Linked DNA regions of Homo sapiens: region 1 is linked to region 2. A link is a loop called in an ENCODE intact Hi-C map of the cell type or tissue named here. Cell type or tissue: body of pancreas. All regions are shown on one strand.

The links. Hi-C counts contacts between places; a loop is a spot of excess contacts. Peaks named below come from ENCODE experiments on the same cell type or tissue, not always from the same donor. Only the 100,000 strongest peaks of a DNase experiment are listed, where the experiment ranks them.
Region 1: it touches region 2 in a loop (3-fold over the local background); 108 of 110 quality-filtered maps call a loop at or near these places.

Annotation. Positions count from the first base shown.
Region 1 is chr2:105,239,314-105,247,313 of GRCh38, forward strand. It overlaps GPR45 (G protein-coupled receptor 45), which reads left to right and starts at 2,430. Exons shown (of 1, transcript NM_007227.3): 1 at 2,430-4,154. The coding sequence starts at 2,546. The coding sequence ends at 3,664. In body of pancreas, no CTCF peak of the experiment used is centred here; no DNase peak of the experiment used is centred here.
Region 2 is chr2:105,111,173-105,119,172 of GRCh38, forward strand. No RefSeq gene overlaps it. Among named protein-coding and RNA genes, the nearest start is that of MRPS9-AS1, 12 kb to the left of the region's middle. RefSeq lists an enhancer at 7,599-8,000. In body of pancreas, a CTCF peak has its summit at 3,495 (motif pointing right); no DNase peak of the experiment used is centred here.

The DNA.
Region 1 (8,000 bases), 130 kb after region 2:
CTGTTGATTCAGATATTAACAACAGGACTGTGACCAAAATGCTAAATTAAAATACCTAAGACAGGTTGTTGTCCAGAAGCCAAAAGAATTTTAATCAGATTCAACCACAAGACATATACATTAAAAAAAATACCTTGCACTATTTGTTCCTTTAATTAAGCATGAAATCACTCTCTGTAACTATCATTGTGGGGAAAATCTAAGTTTATAGCATGGAGAGGAATGCAGATGAAGGATTCACTATCGGCTAAGATTGACAGGCACATGGATGCACGATACTGTGTTTTTTCTCAGTGGTCCTTTATTCTGTGCTCCAAGAGGAGCTTAATCCATTAGGGCTTCCTACATGCATGTCATGGTTCCTGCCATGAACAAATTTGCAGTTTAATCCAAGAGACAGAAACCCCTAAACTTGAAACAGTGAGGGAGATGGAGTTAATTTATTAATGCCCTTCTTTTACCAGACATTGCACATTATATTTACCAACTCTGGAGGTAAATATGTAATTACCTCCATTTCACAGATCAGAAAATTGAGATGAAGAAGGGTCATAATTTTGGTCTGAATGAGAGATAATTCCCACTTATAAATTAACACACCAGGTTTCTGATTTTTATAGCTCAGAAAAAGTTTGGATACTGGTGCCCACCACTGAGAGATGAACCCATTCTGGGTGTGTTTGGGAAGGAAGACCAAGGATTGGTTGGGTCTAAACTGAAGTATAGCATCACCAAGACACTGCCACTCCCAGGTCCTCTAAGCCTGCTCTGAGGCCTCCTGGCTTCTTACATTGCCCACATTCCTCTCAGTGTGAGTTATCTGTAACAATGACCACAAGGAATTTAGAAAAGAGAAATTTCTTACAAGAAGAGGTGCATCCAACAGCCAGATGTCCAGGGTGGATAAATGGCGCAGGCTGGATTTCCCCCAGCCCAGGCGATGTGACTTCAGACCTGAGCTACTGAACACACTCTTGCCACATCAGTGAGACAAAATTAAAATTATATTTATCTTTTTGAAAGTGAAAGCAAGTTTATCAAGAATGTAAGGAATAAAAGCTCATTTCATTTACTTTTTTTTTAAGAGACAGGGTCTCACTCTGTTACCCAGGCTGGAGTACAGTGACACCTTCTTAGCTCACGACAGCCTCGAACTTCTGTGCTTGAGCAATCCTCCTGCCTCGGCCTCCTGAGTAGCAGGGACTATAGATGGAAGCCTGGCTCATTTTTTTGTGTGTGTAGAGATGGGATCTCTCTATGTTGCCCAGGCAGGTCTTGAACTCCTGGCCTCAAGCAATCCTCCTGTCTCTGCCTCTCAAAGTGCTGGGATTATAGGCATGAGCCACTGCACCCAGCTAACATTGTATTTTAAAAGGCCTTACCTTTGGGGAAAGTTCCCTTCTCCCAGTCTGTGCTTCCAGAAGTAATAGTATAGCAGCCCCACAGTTATCCAAGATGTTACCATTAGGGAAAACTGGGTGAAGGACACACAGAATTTCACCATAGTATTTATTATTATAACTCCATGTGAATTTACACTTATCCATGTGAATTTACACTTATCAAATAAAGTTAAACAAACAGACTTACAATTTCTTTTAAAAAATTAAAACTTAAAAATGTATACTTAAAATTTGCTAAGAGGGCAGATCTTAGGTGAAGTATTCTTACCACCAAAACAAAATGATAATACTAGAAAAATGGCAGGAGAGAGCTTTGGCAGGGGGAGTGGGATATGTTTTTGGCCTTGGTGGTGATGGGTTTCTGGTATATTGAGATGTAAATTTGTACAGCTTTTGACATGTCAGTCATTCCTCGATGAAGTGGGGTTTTTTAAAGCTAAACAAATATTATAGCAGCAGCATCAACTATCACTTATTCATCTACTCAACAAGCATCCAAGTGTCCTCAACAAGGACACTTACTGCATGCCAGCCACTGTTGTCAGTACTGGGAGATAGCAGAGAATGAAACAAGCAAAACCTTTCTCTTGTGGAGCAGGATTCTAACGTTAGTTGGCTAGACCAAGGCTTCATTCCGACAGGTTGCTGAAAACTCAAGTTATTACATAAACACTAACTACAAAGTGTACTTCCTCAGTTTCCTCAGAAGATAGCTGATTAGGTTTTTCTGGGCTGCTTGACAAGACTCAGACAGTATTTGTGAATATCAAGCTTTGTCCCACGTGGTAAATAAACTTGTTTAGAAACACCTGTAAAGCTTAAACGCGTGCTTTCTTCAACGCGTTTGGAAACTCTAACCCCCTTCTCTTTTGTACTTTTGCTTGCTGTCCACTACAGAGGGTCCAAGCACGAAGCTGTGCACAGAGTCGCTCTCCACAGAGATGCTTAGGATGTGATCCATGAATCGCAAATCCCAGCTAGTGCTCACAAAGACGGACATTTCTCCCCAAGACCATTCCAGTGCCCCAGAGGTCCACAGACATCCAGGAAGATGCAGCCAGCAGACAAAGAATGGCAGCCACCCAAGTGCTGAGGGGAGCCCTCCCGGCCATTTCTGTCCCAGCTCCAAGGGTCTCTCCACGATGGCCTGCAACAGCACGTCCCTTGAGGCTTACACATACCTGCTGCTGAACACCAGCAACGCCTCAGACTCGGGGTCCACCCAGTTGCCCGCACCCCTCAGGATCTCCTTGGCCATAGTGATGCTGCTGATGACCGTGGTGGGGTTCCTGGGCAACACTGTGGTCTGCATCATCGTGTACCAGAGGCCGGCTATGCGCTCGGCCATCAACCTGCTGCTGGCCACCCTGGCCTTCTCCGACATCATGCTGTCCCTCTGCTGCATGCCCTTCACCGCCGTCACCCTCATCACCGTGCGCTGGCACTTTGGGGACCACTTCTGCCGCCTCTCAGCCACGCTCTACTGGTTTTTTGTCCTGGAGGGCGTGGCCATCCTGCTCATCATCAGCGTGGACCGCTTCCTCATCATCGTCCAGCGCCAGGACAAGCTGAACCCGCGCAGGGCCAAGGTGATCATCGCGGTCTCCTGGGTGCTGTCCTTCTGCATCGCGGGGCCCTCGCTCACGGGCTGGACGCTGGTGGAGGTGCCGGCGCGGGCCCCACAGTGCGTGCTGGGCTACACGGAGCTCCCCGCTGACCGCGCCTACGTGGTCACCTTGGTGGTGGCCGTGTTCTTCGCGCCCTTTGGCGTCATGCTGTGCGCCTACATGTGCATCCTCAACACGGTCCGCAAGAACGCCGTGCGCGTGCACAACCAGTCGGACAGCCTGGACCTGCGGCAGCTCACCAGGGCGGGCCTGCGGCGCCTGCAGCGGCAGCAACAGGTCAGCGTGGACTTGAGCTTCAAGACCAAGGCCTTCACCACCATCCTGATCCTCTTCGTGGGCTTCTCCCTCTGCTGGCTGCCCCACTCCGTCTACAGCCTCCTGTCTGTGTTTAGCCAGCGCTTTTACTGCGGTTCCTCCTTCTACGCCACCAGCACCTGCGTCCTGTGGCTCAGTTACCTCAAGTCCGTCTTCAACCCCATCGTCTACTGCTGGAGAATCAAAAAATTCCGCGAGGCCTGCATAGAGTTGCTGCCCCAGACCTTCCAAATCCTCCCCAAAGTGCCTGAGCGGATCCGAAGGAGAATCCAGCCAAGCACAGTCTACGTGTGCAATGAAAACCAGTCTGCGGTTTAGGGGGTCAGGGGGCCACAGAGAAGGGGCAGCTGAGCCCCAGTCCCAGGGTGGATCTGTCCTGCTCTGTTCCCTGGCATGTTGGTCATAGTCTGCACTTTGTGGTGGCAATTTAAGCACAAAGGTACTCATTTGTAATCAGATGAGCTGCAGCTCCCAAATTTCAAATTTTGGCACGATGAATTATTTTTGTTTCTCTTTGCAGAGAGCCAAATATGGGGCTGATGGGAACTGCAACGTCATTAAGTCAAAAATGGAGTGGGCTGGGGAGTGCAGAAGTTGGGCAGAAAGGGAGGAGGAGGGCAACAGGGAATGAAGCTGGTTGAGTGTGGGGCAGGAGGACTGGTCAGTCACAAGAGCTTCAACCTGCCCTGCGAGCCCTCTCTGCACCTGCTCAAGAGAAACCCTGAGAAACCCCAGTAGGTGTGAGCTCCTGGGTGTTCATTCATTTTGTTTGACACCAGGGTTCTTCAGCTATTGATGTTTGTGGTGTGTGGGGACTCACATGAGGTTCTTTATGTTGATCAGATGTGCATTTCTTCCCATGCCTAAGTATCTTTTCTAGAAAGAAACCAAAATCACACGGGGAAGCAGAGTGAGCCTCTGTGCTTTGAGCTCCCTGCAATGACGCATGGGAGGCCTCAGAGGCTTGAAGCCCAGAGAAGGTCCTGGGCAGCCCAGCTGAAGTGAGAAGCACATCCGGGAACTCCTGCATGTCCCCAGCGCCCCCCACCTGCTGGGCCCACCCCGTCCCTGCACCCTGAGGCCACTAGGCCTCCCTGTCTGCTGGAGAGCCCCTTGGCCCTTCCCTCTTTCCTCCACCCCTCTCCCTGCCTCCCTTCGTTTTCCTCCCATCCATATCCAGTGTGCTATAGCTCACCCGCTGAGCAAGCATCTGTAGTGACCTGCTTTCAGTGTCAGCAGTGAGCAGGCTGGGCTTAGTTTACACATTTCCTTTGGACACCCTGGAGCTCCAGAGCCCTTCAACCCACCAAATCCACTTCAGCACTGGACCCGCTGCAGGTGCCACACCAACGAGCCCAATTCTCGGGGTCCCCACTGGTCTCTGTGTTCCTCCTACCTCATTCAGATCCACTGCTGCCATCCTGTTTACCTACTGGGACCAGATCCCAGAAGTGAAGTTGCCCAAAGGGGGCTTCTCTGCTTGTGCTCTATTCGGCCACCACCAGGGGTCCCCACACTGGCATATGAGGGTCCTGAGTCCAGGGCATAGCACTGAGCCCACTGAGCTCTCTTTATTGTTCCAGATCTGAAGAGGGTGGGAAATTTAAGGAGAGATTTAGAAAATCTGATTCCAGGTCTGACTCTATCAGGAACTAGTCATTTGACCTTGATCGTTTCTCATTTCTGTGGGCCTCAGTTTCCCCATATGCCAAATGAGGAAGCAGATCTAGATGATTTCCAATGTCCCCTTTCATCTCTCAAACACTCTGATTCTGAAATGTGTGTTTTCTGTCTGTAGTCATCAGATCCCCTGCATTCATTTATTCATCCATGCAAAGAGCATGCATTAAGTGCCTACTAGGTGTAAGGCACTGTGCGGGAGATAGTGATGAATGAGGCATCATAGGCCATGCCCAAAAGCAGTTGTCTGATTTATCTCAGGATCATGGTAACTCAAATTCAGCCTAAGAGCACAGAAGCCCCATTTTTGCTTCACTTCCCGTTTCTTTCTAAACTGCATTAAGAGCCAGCTCCTCCTTCTCATACTTTCTTCCCGCAGTAGTGGTAACATGGGCAGAGAAGAAAGGGGGGTGAAAGGGAAAACATCATTTCTCTTAACCCTCCTCTTCAGCCCAGAGGAGGGTTAAGAAGATAACTGACACTTGTTCCCCCTCACCTCCCTCCCTGTTTATACCCAGATGGAGAGAGAGGGAGAAGATGAGCAATTGATGTGTGACCGACGGAGGTGGGTTCCATCAATTCTGTGTCCCCAGGTCCCCCAGCAAGGTGGGGATTTGCCTTCAGCTCCATGGAGCAGGGCTCTAGGGCCTCAGTAGTGCCCAACAGCACAGCCAAGTCACCAAGGGGACCAAGCCCATGGGCACCTCCCCTCTGGTGGGCATTTCAGATAATTTTCTTCAGGAGCCTTGAACAAAAGGGAAATCACAACTGAATAAATGAAGGTACCAAAATTTACATCAATCAGTGTTATATGATGTATGTTGGACAGTAATATATATGTTTCAAAGTAATAATTTTGTATATATTTTAAATAAAGTATTATTGCTCTTTCGGTGTATAAGCCTAAGTTCTTGCCAAAATTTGCACCAAGACCATACATATTAAGCCCAGGATCCAATACCCAATACTCCTATATCAGTTTGTTCAGACTGCTGTAACAAAATGTGTTAGATTGGGTAATTTATAAACAACAGAAACTTATTTCTTCCAGTTCTGGATGCTGGGAAGTCCAGGATAAAGGTTTAGGTAGATTCAGTGTCTGGTGAGGGTTCCTGCTCTGCTTCTTAGGTGACGCCTTGTTGCTGTGTCCTCGCATGGCAGAAAGGGAAGGGGCACTCCCTCAAGCCTCTTTTCAGGGGCACCAATCTCATTCACCTCCCAAAGGCCCCATCTCTTAATACTATCACATTGAGTATTAGTTTCCAACACATGAGCTTTGGAGACACCAATATTCAGGCCATAGTGATGCCTGAATAAGACAAAAGACTTCAGGAAGTCTAGAGCCTGAAAGTTAGTAGCAAAGCTGGAAAGACTAAAGATAAGATGACAACTGGGAGACTGTTGCAATAACATGGGTCACAGCTGGGTGCCCAGGTGTTTTGTTTTGGTTTTATTAGGATGCTGCTAAATCACTCCAGCCAGTTAGTCTTCTCTGACTTGCAGTGTGCCACTTTCATAATCCTATCTGGCCTTACTTGAACCTTTAACGAACGTTGATTTCCTAAGATACCAAGATATCTGGTTCTGGTCTCCTTCCCTGAGACTCGCAGGATCAGCACTGCTTGATTGTTTTATTTTTTTGAGATGCAGTCTCACTCTGTCACCCAGGCTGGAGTGTAGTGGTGTGATCTTGGCTCATTGCAACCTCCGCCTCCTGGGTTCAAGCGATTCTTCTGCTTCAGCCTCCTGAGTAGCTGGGATTACAGGGCTGTGCCACCAAACCTGGCTAATTTTTGTATTTTTAGTAGAGATGGGGTTTCACCATATTGACCTCCTGACCTCAGGTGATTTGCCTGCCTCGGCCTCCCAAAGTGCTGGGATTACAGGTGTGAGCCACCGTGCCCAACCCATTGATTTATTATTATTATTATTATTTTGCATCTTCTCTCTAGTCCTATGGTTCACCCAAACCCTGGACTCTGTGTGAAGTCTGGGCAGCTTCACAGCTAAATTGTCTTTGTAGGGCCTTATGCAAGAGCTGGAAACTGGCTGACCATGATAATAACCCTGGAGGCAGACACGGGATCCTTGGGAGATTCTTGCCTTAAAAATGAGACACAAGGAAGTCTCAGAAGTGTCCTCCTATTTGTAACTACTCCTGCAAATCTGCCACCTTTTCATCTTGAATTGTAGTCCCCAAGGTCAGGGTGAAACAAAATCAAAGGTTCCCTAGGATGTTCTGATGACCAAGATGAGCAGCAAATACCTAGATCAATTCTTACTTTGCCATTCTGAGCCCTGGGTGTATTTTCCCTGCACACAAGTCATGGTGAGTGCTTTTTTTTTGGACTAAAAATACCTTCTGCGTTAAGTATTTTCAACACTGCTCAGCTCCCTTGTTCATGTAGTTGGGAACTTTGGTCCCAGAACCCTCACAGTTGCAGGAGTGCCCAGTGCTCAGTTTCTGCTCTTATGGAAACACAGGGGATGTGGAGTATGTGCTTGAAACAGGACAGTCTGAACCCCAGGGTACCTCGCTCTCTGTGGGTTTCTGGGCAAGTGACACGGCATTCCTGTATCCCACCTGCCTCATCTCTGAAATGGCAGAAATACTCCCAGCCAGAAGACCACGGTGAGGAATAAAAAATATCATACATGTAAAAGATCTAGTCCAAGGCTGAGTCCATGGTAGATGCTGAAGACACAGAGGCATTAGAGTTGCACTGTCAACCTGCTGATAGCCAAGGTTTGTTCTTTTTGGGCAAGGGTGGAAAGTTCTTTGAGAAAATGGCTATTTGGTCATTCTGGAAAAAAACAAAAAACAACAAAAAAGCAAGCAACTCTCTAGTGGAAAGCAGCTGGGTGTCCTGTAATTCAATTCAATACTGACACTACCTACCTGGAGTTAGAGTCAGATCCCACAGGTTGAGGGCTCGGTCCCACAAGACTACCACCCCCATTTCAGATGCCAACC
Region 2 (8,000 bases):
TGACCTCAAGTGATCCGCCCGCCTCGGCCTCCCAAAGTGCTGGGATTACAGGCATGAGCCATTGTGCCCAGCCTGGTATTTCTCATTTCTAACACACCTAGTATGTGGCTGTGACCCATTTCATTATATTAATAGCTCTCAAGTCTTTTAGAATAATCTTAAGCTATTTGGTTAACTTCTGAGCTCAATAAGCACACAGTAACTCTTAGATCTGAGTCTCCTTCATATTCTATATTTTTAATTTAACCTCAAAATAGATTCCTAGCCTCCCTGTGAAGGTGTTGGGAGCCTCCAGAAGGGAGCATAGCCTGCCCACACCTGCTATTAGCCCAGCGAGGCTGCACCTCAGGTGTCATCAGATCAGACATCGTGCTGGTTTCAGCCACTAAGCCTGTGGTAATCCATCACAGCAGCCATAGAAGCTGCTACAGGTGTTTATAGAGTAAGAGTTGTTACTTTTATCCTAGAGAGAACGGAGACTGGTGGTTTTATGTTTCAGAACAGATAAAAAGAATGATGAGATCAGGCTGGTGTGACAACTCAAGGTGCCTGGGAGATGTTCCAGATACAAACCAAATAATATGTTTCTTTTCCTCTATGTATGACGAAGCCTCTCACTGGCCGAGTCTTGGGCCTTGCCCATGGATGGGTTAACCGGGTGTGGCAGCCTGGAGCCCTGTGCTGGGAGGACTCAGAATCTGAGATTCACTGGATGGGAAAGAGCCCTGCGGGCCTGGAGGTAACCTCGGCGGGGCAGGGGCTGTGAGAGCGTCTCCCAGGGCCCTCCTGGGCAGTCCAAGCACGCACAGGTGGTGAAGCATGATGCAAGCTGGCAAAAGCATGGGAGTGGGGTTGCCCTCAGTCACGGGCCCCCCACATCAGGGCGCACATGCCCCTAATAAGCATCTGTTTCTTTCATTCATCTAGCAAACGCTTATTGATCACTGCCCCCACGCAGCCCTGTGCTAGGCACTGAGGATGTCCCTGGAGCAGATCAAAAGCCCAGCCCTCATGTTCTTCAAGTTCCAGCTGGGGAAATAAACCTTAAACTGAGCCAAGTACCTGATGTTCTCCCTTGTAGGAAGCACCAGGAAGGAGGGAAGGAGGAATGTGGAGGGGTGCTAGTCCAGGGACCCCACTTTGAGAACCACTTCTCTAGTTTATTAAGAGTTCTCAAGATAGAAGAGGTTGCAACTTAAATAGAGTGATCGCGGGGCCTCGACACCGCAGTGGTGTTTGAGCAGAGGTGTGAAGGCAGCGAGAGGGCAAGCAACGTGCACATATGGGATCCAAGGGCTCTCGGCAGGGAGCTCGGCTAATGCAAAGACCCTGTGGTGGGATGAGGAAGAGGCAAATGCATCTCAAGCAGAGAGAACAGGGGAGTAGTAGGAGATGAGGTCAGAGAGGCCAAAGGGCAGCCTATAAGGCCCTGACGTTATTTAAGGCAGCAGTGTTTCCTGGGGTGAGAGGGAAGCCATGGGAGCCTTCTGAGCGGAGCTGACTGCAGGGGGTGGGAATGGAAGCAGGGAGCCCAGGGCGGTGGCTGCTGCGAGTCAGGTGACAGATGGCAGTGGCTTGGCCCTCGGTGCTAGCAGTGGAGCTGGAGGAAAGGAGCCCGACTCTGGATTTATTGTATTGTGATCAGTTGAATCGCAGTAGCCTAATCTGTGTAGAGATAAGATTGTGAAAATTAGTAGTGGGAGGGTGAAAGATACATGTATAAGAAAGGGGTGATCTCATTGATGTTCTGCATCAGTGGTTCTGGAAGTTATGTGTGCATCACAATCACCTGGAGGGCCCAAGACGTGTGGCTGGTCCCACCCCCAGGTCATTCAGGACACCCGAGAGAAGGCCTCAGAATCTGCATTTCTCACTACTTCACAGTTGATGCTGATCCTGCTGGTCCAGGGACCCCACTTTGAGAACCACTTCTCTAGTTTATTAAATGTTCTCAGGACAGGAACAGCATCAACTCAATGTCTCAAGTGGCGGGGAATTTAGGGATCATTTAATCCCACTGTTGTAAGCCATATGCTTCCCCAGGCAGGCAACAAATGCAGGGAGCATTGTAAGACCCTGGGCACCTTGGAAGCCAGAAGGTCTGCGGGGGGGATTTGGGGTCCACTGGTGTGCAATCTCTGACGCCCGCCCCTCATTGGCTTTAACAGATCAGGAGGCCCAGGCCCAAGGAGACTGTGGTTACCCTAACTGCTATGAAAATACGTAGAGTGAGGACTAAAAATAAAACCCTAAGCCCCCAGCAAGCTGAGTGGACTCCCTCTTGGCCAAGGGGGCCCCAGAGAAACCTTAAAGAAAATTCTGGGCCATAACGGGATGGGAGGTCTGTCTCATTATATAATACCTTCTCCCTTTTGCAGTTTAGACAAAACTGCCCGGCATTAATGTTATAATAGAGACCATAAGACTGACAGAACAAACTCATTATGGTACCAAATTATAAACAAGACCTAAGGCCATGGCAGGGAAGGGTTAAGTCATGCACCCAACATTTAAAGAATAAACTAGGTTCTAACTGCCAGAGGTTGTTCTCTCTAGCAGCTAAACCAGCATTGGCCTTGACATAAGCAATGTTGAACTAGTTGCAGCTCATCCACCACCAGACACTGACTAACTCACCCCCTTTCCACCAGCCATAACTACAGCTTTGATTGGACAAGAGACTGATTTCTGTAACTTTCTCCTGATAAGAGATCACAGGCCATGGACTGGTTCTGGCTGGTTTACAGAGGCCGACCACTTGGGTGTGTTGACGCCCTGCTTCACCTTTTGACATATAGGGCCTAATTATAATGCATTTAAATGTTACGTCTCCACCCCAAGGAGACCCTGGGATGTATATAACATGCATGTTTGCTTATCACACATGTGCAAGACCCCCTTTCATGAATATTCATGGCTCCTCCCATATCCTGTTGAATATGTATACCAGTTAAGCTGAAATTCCTGTCTTCTCCTTCCCTCCCTCCAAGTGCCTGCCTTTATGGCTTTGGCTGGAGGCTACACCTCCCAGCATATCGGAATGCCCACCTTATAGTCTGTAACCCTTTATAAGAAATAAAACTCTCCTGTCCAAAGTTATAGATTTCCTGATTTTTCCATTTACAATAGCAACTAAAAAGTTCAACCTGTTAATTTTATCAAATACTGACCAGCCCTGATTCCTGAATTGTGTTAACATAGTGATTCATTTGAAGTGAAAAAAGGCAAATTGTAACTAGTTCTCATATAAAGCAGTATGCATGTTATGTGCCTGTATTTGCCTAAAAATATATGTCTGTGTGGATAAGTCTAGATAACGAGATTATGGATAATGTTTACTTTCTTCATTTATATATGCTTGGAATTTTTTAAAGCTTGTTCATAATTCTTAAATGGCTTGGATTTCTTAAAACCTATGCATAAGTTTTAAGAGGGGAAAATACAGTGATTTTTGGTTGAAAATAAGAGCATCTTGATCTCTGTTAGTACCCTAGTTTAGCCACAAGATGGAGTAGTTTACAACCGAATAAGCAACTAGGCGCACAGAGACCAGGAGGAAGAGGATGCAATTCCTGCCCCACTCCTGGATTTAATCTAGTGATTCATGCGCATTTTAATGCCTCTTGAAAACATCAGGCATATTAATTATCCTTTCTAATCCATCTTTTGCAGATGAATCTCTAAATTCTGATTTTTTCTTATGCTTACATTGAGCCTATAATTATCTCGCCTATTGCATTGATTCCTTTCAATGAAAGAGGTAAATTATTAGAGAAGACTAGAAGCCAGAGCTAGGGTACTAGAAAAAAGCAGCAGCAGCTTTTTTCTTTCTTTCTTTCTTTCTTTGAGATGGGGTCTCATTCTGTCACTCAGACTGGAGTTCAGTGCTGCCATCACAGCTCACTGTAACCTCGGCTGCTGCTCCCAAGCGATCCTCCAACCTCAGCCTCCCAAGTAGCTGGGACCACAGACATGCACCACTACTTTCAGCTAATTTGTATTTTTTGTAGAGATGGGGTTTCGCCATGTTGCCCAGGCTGGTCTCGAACTCCTGAGCTCCAGTGATCCACCTGCCTTGGCCTCCCAAAGCGCTGGAATTACAGGCATGAGCTACTGCTCCCAGCCAACAGCAGCTTCTTCTAATGAAGGGAAATTCTTGCAGATGGGAGGCTGGGATCCACTTCTTCCACCCCATGTTGCTCTGTCCCTAGCATAGAATGGCTACCATTTGACTTTGAGTTGCCATTTCAAAATGCCTATTTGTATCAATGTTTTGAACCATTCATAAACTCTCTAAATGTTAGTGTACCCAAAAAAGATAAAAATAGAGATAATTTAACTCAAAATAGAAGAAAAATATTAAGAGGCTGAGGCTTAGGACTGCAGTCTATCCTAAGACTTGGGCGCGAGGAAGGTAGGGGTTCTATGACAAGCTGCTAGTGGGCTCCTCCAGGGACATGCCCCAGTAGAATGAAAGCTACGTACCCGTGTGCTGGATACAGGACTGGCAAGGACGGCTGTCTCTGCCCTGCCTGCCATTCGCAACCCATCCCGGCATGGCTCCTGGGCTGGGAATGTTGTTGAAGGTTTAGCGAGCATCTTTTCTATTAGAAGCATCCAAGCACACTTTGGACTGCGGGAAGGAGACACCCATTACCATCGACACTCAATCTCAACATCAGAGGTGAGGAGCTTTGAATGGAATGGCCACACCACATAAAATCCATTCTATTAGGCCTCGATACTATCAGGTAGAGAGGAAAAAATCCAGTGATGTTCTGTTTTAAATAGGGTAATAGCTAATAAGATATAAGGCTACTTTTTCTTCTTGTTGTTTTAATGAGAACTGTAGCATTAGGATTCAAAACAAGCTTTCCAAATAGAAAAAGAAAAAAAAAATGTCAGCCATAATCTTACCATTATCTCCAGCCAACAGCTAGTATCAGTTTAGGGATTCTCTTGTAATGTACTTTCATGGGAAAGCATACTTCACATAGTTGCAATTAGAGTATACATACAATTTTAGGACGGATTTTCCATTTACTATCATAACCATGTTTCTGTGTAGCTATAAGCTTCGTAATTATAACTTTAATGACCTCATAATATTCCATCCATTGAGCATATGTTCCATAATTTACTTAACTCGTTTCCATGCCATTAGCCACATGTGCTTTTTAAAAATAATATTGTAAATAATGTGCCGGGAGCATAATTGTACGGATGCTTTTTCTTTCATTTACCCTTTGGGTAAATTTCCAAAACTAACTTTATATCCATTGCCAAATAACTTCCCAAAAGGACTTTGCCATTTCCGATGTGTGTGTCCCAGCCTCGCTGTGTCAAGATCAGCTTTGAGAGATTGCATTTTCCAAAGGCTGTGGCTTCCCCATGGCCCTGTGCAGTGCCTGCCCAGCCACTCTCCTCTCTGGTCTGAGGCAGCCCTCCTCTACTGAAGGGGAATGCTCGTAAACTTGAGCTCCTCCTCTTGTCCTCTGACCTCCCAGGCCTGGTCCCCCTGACCACCTTTCTGCACTGGTTTTTGTCTCTCTAACTGTGAATGAGCTCAAGATCTTCCATTGGCCTCCCGCAGGCCAGGCCTTAGGAACTACTGCCTGTTCCCCTAGTCCCCGGATGCACACTTCTCCTGACGTCTATACTCCATGTACACCCACACTCTCCTTTATGCCTCAGTCCGGGGCAAGATGGCCCCTGCTCCTACCCTTTCCAAAGAATGTCCCTTTGTAAGGTCACCAGCAATGTTGCCTGCAGAAGTCAGTGGGCACTGTTTTGGTCCCATTTAATTTGATCTCTTTGAGGCATTTGATACCATCCTTCCAGAAATATTTCCCCCACCTTGGCTTCCATATCCTTCTACCCTTCTGATGCTTCCCACCAAATGCCTGCTGTCCCCTCTTTGTTGAACCAGTCCCTAACCATTGGTTTTCCCCCAGAAGGGAGCACAGTGCAGGTTAATGCACGTGTGGCAATGCAGTGGGGCCTCACCCACTCTCTGCTGTCATGTCAGTTCTGAAATTTATAAGCCCTAGTGTGTTCTCACTGCCCCAGCTTTTCAACTCCCCATTCCTGGGTTTCAATTTCCACCTCTTCTTTTCAGTTCCACACACATGATCCATGGACAAGCTCATCTACTTCCAAGATTCCAACTCTCCCCTATGCTAATGACTTCTCAATCTGTGTCTCCAACAAGATCTTTCTGTTGAATTTGATTCATACCATATGAGTTGGGCACCTGTATCCAAATGTCCTGTGGAATCTCAGATTCAGCAGGTACTGGATAGAATCATTCTTTTCCCCTTCCACTACACCTGCCAATTTACCCATGTTCTCTTAGTCAATGGCACCACTCTCCACCTAGGTGATCAAGTTCAAAAGCTGTCTGTCATCCTAGACCCCTCCCCTTCCTCATACCCACAGTCACTCCGGGGAGCTTGTCCATCTCGCTCCCTAAGAATCTCAAGTCTCTGGCCACATGCCTATTCTTTATTGCTTCCTGAGCTCAGTTCACAGCTCTTGTCAGCTCCTGCCTGTATTATTCCCATGGCCCAGCAACAGCCTCCATGCATTATCTCACCCCTCCCAGTCTGCCAGGAGAGGCCATGTGGTACAGTGTGAGTGCCGAGGCTCTGCAAGCTGACTGTCCAGATGCAGTTCCTGGCTCCGTCTTCTGCTGTCTGCAAACCTGGGTAGGTTCCACTGGCTCCTAAGTAAGATGGAGATAATAACAACATCAACCTCAAAAAAGTAGGTGTGAGGATGCGGCGGTTGTGAGGATTAAATGAGTTGATGCACGTCAAGTACTTTGCGCAGCACCTAGCACACATTCAGTATTAGTTGTATTATCATCATCATCATCATCTTCTGCACCAGCAGGGAGCTCTTTCTAAAGGGTTTTTCCAACCACTATCCTGCTCAAAACCCATCCATTTGAACAGATATTTGTACCCGTGTTCTTAGCAGCATTATTCACAACAGCCAAAAGTGAAAACAACCCAATGAGCATCGAGGGATGAGTGGATAAGCAAGACGTGGTGTATCACACAATGGAATGTCATCCAGCCTTTAAAGGGAAGGAGATCTGACACATGCTGCGGCGTGGACAGACCTGGAGGATGCTGTGCTGCGGGAGACAGGCCAGTCACAGAAAGACAAATACTGTGTGATCCTACTCACAGGAAATACCTAGAGTGGACAGTCCATAGAGACAGAAAGTAGAATTGTGATTGCCAGAGGCTGGGGAGAGGGGAGTAGGGAGTTATTGTAGAATGGTTACGTTTAGTTGAATTACAATGGTTGAATTTAGTTGAGGAAGATGGAAAACTTCTGGAGATGGATGGTGGTGATGGTAGTGTGACAATGTGAATGTACTTAATGCCACTGAACTTGTGCTTAAAATGGATAAAAGGGTAAATTTTATGTTATATACATATATATATTTGTGTTATGTATTTATACATATTTATAAATTTATATATATATACATTTATGTTATGTATATTTATATGTTTATGTTTTTATAACATAAAAATATACATTGTATATATTTTTAATACATATAAAATATACAAATTATATATAATTTAAATTATATATAAAATATTGTATATTTTATATTAAATATTTTGTATATAAAATATTTGCATAACAAAATAAAATATGTTATATATAAAACAAAATGTATATATAATGTATGGTATTATATATTAAATATGCATACATATATAGTTTATGTGCATATGTACATATTTTTAAAACCACAATAAGAAAAATTCAATTGAAAAAAATACCCTTCAGTGTCTCCTCTCTGCCTACAGACGCAGCTGAGAGGCCAGGGCATGGGCGGAGCCCTGGGGGATCTGTCTCAGTTCACCTTTCAGGCCTTGTCGCCTGCTCTTCCTGGCTGCAGCGACACAACGCTATTGTGGTCTCTGGGGCCGTGACCTTGGCCAACACCCTGCCTCTGCCCGGCTCTCCCGTGG